Linked DNA regions of Mus musculus: region 2 is linked to region 1. Evidence: chromatin contacts called from ENCODE Hi-C or POLR2A ChIA-PET data. All regions are on one chromosome and are shown on one strand. Each heading gives the region's core, a stretch centred on a gene start or an enhancer-like site at or near the end of the contact. The rest is flanking DNA. Distances are from core to core; before and after follow the strand shown.

Evidence for each region. A loop is a pair of places that touch in the nucleus more often than their neighbours do. ChIA-PET counts read pairs that join two places held with the same protein, here RNA polymerase II (POLR2A).
Region 2: a loop to region 1 is called in a map of gastrocnemius, with 2.1 times the contacts of the local background. The contact joins two enhancer-like sites. A Hi-C loop is called at or near these places in 6 of 37 maps with a recorded cell type or tissue (gastrocnemius and heart). POLR2A ChIA-PET finds 5 or more read pairs at or near these places in 5 of 5 experiments (Patski and embryonic stem cell).

Annotation. Positions count from the first base shown.
Region 1 is chr12:111,697,193-111,700,822 of GRCm38, reverse strand. It overlaps Gm51961 (a long non-coding RNA gene), which reads right to left. Exons shown (of 2, transcript XR_003950154.1): 1 at 1,966-3,630; 2 at 1-1,003. Among named protein-coding and RNA genes, the nearest start is that of Gm36635, 4.1 kb to the left of the region's middle. Within about 2 kb of position 2,092, at least 1 of the 3 ENCODE cell types and tissues checked has a DNase peak (open chromatin) inside an H3K27ac peak, as active enhancers do; it is gastrocnemius, where a contact is called at or near this core.
Region 2 is chr12:111,730,916-111,734,545 of GRCm38, reverse strand. It overlaps Coa8 (cytochrome c oxidase assembly factor 8), which reads right to left. Exons shown (of 5, transcript NM_026511.2): 5 at 322-879. The coding sequence ends at 780. Among named protein-coding and RNA genes, the nearest start is that of Coa8, 19 kb to the right of the region's middle. Within about 2 kb of position 1,875, at least 3 of the 3 ENCODE cell types and tissues checked have a DNase peak (open chromatin) inside an H3K27ac peak, as active enhancers do; they include gastrocnemius, where a contact is called at or near this core.

The DNA of each region.
Region 1 (3,630 bases), core at 843-3,342:
ATCAGGTCCCACTCACAAGACAGATGTCCATTCTGTTCTCCTTGTGTGGTTCTGTTTCTATTTTGGTATTTTGAGACAGGGCCTCCATGTAGCCCTGGCTGTCCTGGAACTTGCTCTGTAGACCAGGCTGGCCCGGAACTTGCTCTGTAGACCAGGCTGGCCTGGAACTTGCTCTGTAGACCAGGCTGGCCTGGAACTCAAGAGATCCACCTACGTCTGTCTCCCAAGTGCTGGGGTTGAAAGTATGTGCCTCCATGCCCAGCTGCCTTGTAGTGGTTCTGAAGTGCTCAGGGGTGGGCTTTTCCTCTCTGGTGTCTGGGGCTACACATCACTAATGCGTTGTTAGATGGTTATATCCATAAAGTAGAGAGGCAATGTCAATCTTAGGGACAATGGCCCTCACAACCTCTCCTGTGGTAGTGCAGGTCTCCCACCCTCCTGCCCACCTTTGTTCCTCTCCATCTGCCATTCCCTGAGCATGCCACTCCCACCCAGCCCCTTCCCTGAGGATGTGAGCTGAGGGAAGAGGCCCTATGGCTGAAGTATCCCCAGACTGTGTCTGCCGAGCCCCAACTCTGCTCAGCTGGAGCTCAGTGGATGAATAGGTGAAGTCTAAAAGACAGTCCTGGCTGAACTAGGCTGGGAAAGGTGCAGGCAGAGAGGCCTGGGCTCAGCTTCAGGACCAGATTGGCCAGGAGAGAGCAGAGGTTGAGAAGTCATGACCTAGCGGGTCAGAGGCAGGGCTGCAGCTGAAGACACACTGCTGCCTGCAGCAGCTCACGCGGGTGACCCAGGGATTCTTTCTGGGTTGTGGTTTTCCATGTTGGCGTAGTCTTGGCTGTCCTGGAATTCTCTTTCTGTAGATCAGGCTGGCCTCAAATTCAGAGATCTGCCTGCCTCGGTCTCTGGATTGTTGGGATTAAGGGTGTGTGGCACCATGCCCAGCGAAGTGGGAGTTCTGAACAGAAGGGAGCTTTAGGACAGAATGAAGCAGAGCTGGAATCTATCAGAAAGGAAAGTTTGACAAAGTTTTAGACATTGTGGTTAACAGAGAGGACCTCAGGGAATACATAAGACACATCCAAGCGTGGGTGTGGGCTTCTCAAGAGAGTCTCACTTAAGCACAATTTTAGTGGCTTCTTTAGTTACATCTCAGGAGGTTGCTAAGGAACCACTTTTCTCAGTAAATGTGATCAGAGCGGTCCCTGCATGGAGGGATTACAGCAGATAAGGTAAAAACCTAGGCCAAGGGCTTGGGAGAGAAGTTGGTATTTCTACTGTATACAGGGGTTTGCGGTCTTGTTTCTGAGAGTCCTAGAAACTATCAAAGAAGGAAGTAGACTTGCTAACCCAAGGTCATAACCCTCGGGCCGGACCTTAAGCACTGTTCATTGTTAATGCAACTTGCCGAATTGTGCACACATAAGTGCTTATGAGTGCATACATGCATATACCAAGGCCCATCTGAACTAGGAACACAGTCTCCAGGCCTTGGTCCTCTCTCTCAACCAAGCTGTAGCCCCGGCCCCTGTTTTAATATTCTTATCTGAAAATAGCCCTAAATAGAGAATATTGTTTTCATGGCAAATGTTCTTGTTTGTTAGAATTCATTCATCCATCCATCCATTCTTTTTTTTTTTTTTTTTTTTTTTTTTTTTGGTTTTTCAAGACAGGGTTTCTTTGTAGCCCTGGCTGTCCTGGAACTTGATCTGTGGACCAGGCTGGCCTCAAACTCTTGAAACTGACCTGCCTCTGCCTCTGAGTGCTGGGATTAAAGGCATGAGCCACTATTGCCCATCTCTGGCCAAGAATTCTTGATTTCAACTAGCAAGAGGCTTCAATCCACTCTGTAGTGGGGGGTGAGGGGTTCCTCTCCCTTCTTATGCTCCTAATTTCCCTCATTTGTCATCCTGCTTCAGGCCATTGTGGCAAATGAGAAGCAGAGAGGGCCTGCGGGGTACATACCGTGGCTTTCTGTGTCTCCTCCTCATCTTCCTGGCCAGGCCTAGGGTAGGGAATATGTCCAGCAAACATCCATACAGCAAGGTGCCCAAGATCCAGATGGCAGATTGAAAGTGTCACCGAGAGCCATCTGCCCCCAGTGGGTTCCAGGCATCCTTTTGCCAACTCAGGCCTGACCTAGAGCAGCTGTCTCACAGGCGCAGAAGCTGGCTCTGGCCGCCTCTGAGGTAAGGTGGAGAATGGAGAGATTGTTATCTGGTCATAGGAAGCCCTGGAGGAGGTGGCTTCTGACTTGAGAGTGAGTTGGAAAGGCCATCAAGTGCCTACAGGCAGCTCAGTTGCAGCATCCTGCCTGGATGAGTCACCTTAGACCTTGAGGACATAAGAAGGTTTGTCCTTTCCCCTTTGTCCCAAGGACGCAGCTAATCAAAACCCTGTGATGCTTGCAGGCATGAAGTGCTGTGTCAGAGCAGTGAGGCAGGTACTCTAAGAAGGCAGACACAGGTCCTGACTTCCCAACCTTGATGCCACAAACGTACCAGGAGAAAGGGGAAAGGGGCAACCTTTACAGGGAAGGCAGTGAAGGCTACTTTAGGGACACTTCCTTAACAAAAATCCCCCAGAGAGGGAGGCATTCCAGTGGGAACAGCCATGGGAAGCTCAGAGCAAGGCTTACTTCTCAGAGCCTGGGAGATCTCAGAGGTACAAATCAAAAGCTAGAAGGGCCTGGGTCAAAGGTGGACTCTGGATGACCAGTGCGAGAATGTGGGTGTTTTAGGACAGAACACTGTCCTAACTGTCCCCATGTGTGGGGCCAGGAAGATAGGACCAACAGAAGAGGCAGAGCAGGACTGAGATAGACAGGCAGACAGCAAGGAGGCTGGCCTTAGGGACTAAAGTGCAGTTGTGGGGTTTGGCCTGCCTGACGACAGGAAAAGTTAGTCATGGGATGAGGTCACATAAGCTGGGTTTGGGTGTGTGCTTAAGGTGCAAGAATTCTCATGGCACGTGAGCCCAGAGAGCCAAGCACTCTACTTCTCTGCAGCCTGAGCCCAGTCCTGGTCTATCCTGTCTATCAGCTGGCTGAGCAGGCTCCCAGTGCCCCTTGTGCTCGGATGCATGGTCCCCTTTTTCTTCTGATACTGCAGTTTCCATCCGTCCACGGAAGGTCATCTTTTGACTCTTACTCCTGACCAAAGAAAAAGCAGACATCCCAGAACTGACATGGTTACTGGAAGGGACCTAAGGCCAGGGCCATGTGAGAGCCTCGGCAGGGACAAGCAGGCGATGAGAACAGCCAGTGCAAAAAGCCTCCAGGCTCATTAAGAATCTGCAGAGCTGGATCCCTGGACTTCAGACTGTAGGCACAGGCACGCCAAGGGGCATCTTGTCATTTCCCAAGAATGGGCCATGAGGGTGTGGGGCTGGAGCAATGTCTCAGGGGGGGGGGGGGAAGATAAGAGCACTGGTGATTTTTCCAGATACAGATTTGATTCCCGGCAGTCACAAGACAGTTTACAACTATCTGTAAGTCCAGTTCTAAGGAATCTACCACCCTCTTCTATAAGCAGGTAAAATACCCATACAGTTAAAATAAAAATAAAGGAACCTGCTTGGTTGATCAGAGCTGGCCTTGAACTCAAGAGATCCGCCTGCCACTGACTCCTG
Region 2 (3,630 bases), core at 626-3,125, 34 kb before region 1:
GTCATCAGGAACCTAAGCCTTCAGTATCCAAGCCTTCGGGAGACATTCAAGATCTGAACCATAATGGCGACCATGAGCCCACAATGACCACACACATTTCTGTGTTCTCTCTGTTTTCAGGAGCACTTTTAACCATGGTGACGATGGCTGCTATGCATACCTTTGGATGCTGAAGGGGGTCACCTCACTGTAAAATGATGACATCATTCTGATCATCGGTCTTGGTCTTTCACACAGAGATGCTGTTTGTCTTCACTGTGGTCAGGGCTGAGGACCCCACCACACCACCAGAGCCAGCTGAAGGCTTATTCTCAACTTGCACTGGTTTAAATTCTTTTGTTTATTTATTTATTTATTTATTTATTTATTTATTTATTTATTTAATGTAAGTACACTGTAGCTGTCTTCAGATACTCCAGAAGTGGGCATCAGATTTCGTTTCGGGTGGTTGTGAGCCACCATGTGGTTGCTGGGATTTGAACTCAGGACCTTTGGAAGAGCAGTCAGCGCTCTTAACCGCTGAGCCATCTCACCAGCCCTGGTTTAAATTCTTGCAGTGAAACTTTATTCACATTTTTACACTGCAATATTCTGAGCTGGTATAATTCAAAGTACAGACAATACAAAATACAGCCTCAGCATACAGCGTACTGAGGAGCCTGAGCCAGGCAAGCACGGCCCAAGGGACTGTGCTCGCTTAGTGTCCAGGGCCTCATAAACAGAACCTGGAGCTGTGGGTCAGGTTCCGGTGCTGTGGGTCAAGTTCTGGTGGGCTCCTCCTAACTGCTTGTCTTCTTTTGCCTTAGCTTGCTCCACATCCTCTCCAGGACCACCTTCCCCATGAAGAAAGTGATGGCAAAATTACGCTTGTACCAGTCTCTACAGAGAAAGAGAGGACCCCAGTCAACTGCAGTGTCAGGCCTGATCAGCAGCTTTCCTGGAGGTGCCACAGTCACCTGACTCCCTACTTCCACCCCAGCAGAATACACACACACACACACACACACACACACACACACACATAGAGAGAGAGAGAGTTTCCCTAAGTATAGAGAGCTCTAATCTTCCCCTGGCCTGTATTAGCAGATTCCTAGGATGCTCTGAGGATCCAGCAGCATCCTAGACAGGCAGTGATGAGTAGCGCCATGGAACAGCCTACCAGGCTTTCCAGGGACCTGGGATTGGGGTGGGGCTCTGCTTGGGTCTAATTTGTATGAGACAAAGTATCCCACAGAAGGAAGCTGACTGTCACAACGTTCTCCTTCTCCTGGGTCTCTGATGCTCTCATACACACCCTGGCAGAATCTGGACAGAGAAAATACACAGGCTGCTGCCTACACGTCGTAAGTGGAAGCCCACCCACTGGGCCCACCCACTGAGCCTAACGGTGAGGTGAAGTGTGGAGGGCTTACTGCATAGAGGAAAGGCACATCTCAGATCCTGGGTGCAAGCCCCTGCTGCCCCAAAGCCACCAGCCGTTCCAGGCCCTGAGCACTTCTGCTAGGGCTGGATTCACTGACCCTTGGATCTCAGCACAGAAGGTAAGAGAGGAGCCAGAGCCCTAAGGAGGTGACAGCACAAGTCAGCCACAGTGTAGGTCCACAAACTCCATCTACCTTCCTGAGAACTTTATAACTCACAACCTGCTGTCAAGCAGAACCCTAAGTAAACAGGAAGGCTCTGGGGGAGCAAGAGGCCACCCCGTGTGACTCAGGCAAGAAGAGCCCCACTGCTCTTGTGAGGCAGATGATCTGGACAGTCAAGCAGAGAAACCAGCAAAGGAAGCCAGCAAAGCCTCCCTGTTTCCGAGCGGAGGCAGCCTCACAGAGCCTGCGCACACACAGCCTGCAGGGGGCAGCCGTGCGCTGTGTCCGTGAGCTCACGTGGCTGAGCGCCTAACTGGGTCAAAGCAACACAGCGCAGCCGCAGCCGCAGCCGCAGACTGCTCCCTTCGAAGCGCATCCAGCCTCCAATGCCGCCCACGTTCTCGGAGACCTTGCCGCTCTGGCCACAGCCAGCCCTGTCACTGCTGCATTTTAATGCAAATCTCGAGTTGCATCTTAATTGCAGTACCAGGCAGAACAAAAAAACTAAAATCTCAAAAAAAAAAAAAAATTCAGATTTATCAGGCCAACCATATGGTGGCCTACACTTCTAATCTGAGCACTTGGGAAGTGAAGGTAGACAGAACCTCTGTGAGTTTGAGGCTAGCCTGGGCTACACAGTGAGTTTCTGAACAGCCAGAACCACATAGTGAGATCCTTTCACAAACAAAACCCACTAATCTGTCAGGATGATGAGCTGGCCCAGACACACCTATCCCATCTCCATGAGACACCTGTCACAAGAGCTCAGGACTGGGCAGGCAGGCGCTCAGGTTCTCGTGCCTGCCCCACATATACACAGCCCTTACTTTTCCTATGAGCTGGTGCTTCAATTTGGAAGCCCGACCACACTTCAGCCCACGTCAGTCTCCTGAACAGCTGCAGGCGTGGCTGTCCTTCCTCCGGCAGCACCCTGGGCCACCGATGAGGACATGCTTAGTTAGGCCTCGGGTGTGGCACCCTCATCTGTCACCATCCAATCCCACAGCTTTTGCTGACCGGTGGCGTTAGCAGTCAGGGTTGATGAGGGATGACGAGTGTCTAGCCCTGTGTGGCCACCAGGGAAATACTTACATCACTGTTTCTGAGTGTTCTTTTTGTTTTGTTTTCCAAGACAGAGTTTCTCAGGGCAGCGCTGGCTGTCCTGGAACTCACTCTGTAGACCAGGCTGGCTTCACACTCATAGCTCACCTGCCTCTGCCTCCCGAGTGATGCCACCAGCAGCAAGCCCGAGTGTCCCTTTGTGTGCTCACCTTTGACTACCTTTGGCACCGGGCAGGGAAGCTTTTCCACACGAGCCGTACATACAGAAGAGACCAGAGCTTGCTTTCTTGAGTGCTCACACAGATGTGTGTGTGTGTGTGTGTGTGTGTGTGTGTGTGTGTACACAATGGTGTTTTGTAATGCTCTGCATGTTCTGCTTGGGAGGGTGACTCACCCTGCAGTTCAGGCTCCTTGCTGGTCCCTGCATGGCTCTCCTGTGGCCTTTGATCTCTACTGATCAAGAGTTCTGACAGAGGGCTGGTGAGATGGCTCAGTGGGTAAGAGCACCCGACTGCTCGTCCGGAGTTCAAATCCCAGCAACCACATGGTGGCTCACAACCATCCGTAACGAGATCTGACTCCCTCTTCTGGAGTGTCTGAGGACAGCTACAGTGTACTTACATATAATAAATAAATATTTTTTAAAAAAAGAAGTCTTTAAAAAAAAAAAAAAGAGTTCTGACAGACCCCGTTTTTCCAAGGAAAGATACTTAAAGGGCATTGATGTAAGTCCCTGAGGCACTGTGGGTACCGTGCACGCATACTGAAGCTGACAAGTTTGGTTAAAACTGCAAAAAGTGTAACCTTAAAAAACCATGCAACTTCTACCTCTACTGAAAACACCAAAGCTGTTAAACTATGGTTAAAAAAAAAAAAAAGATGTGCTAGGTGAACTGTACAGATGTGGGTGTGCTAGGTGAACCGTACAGATGTGGGTGTGCTAGGTGAACCGTACAGATGTGGGTGTGCTAGGTGAACCGTA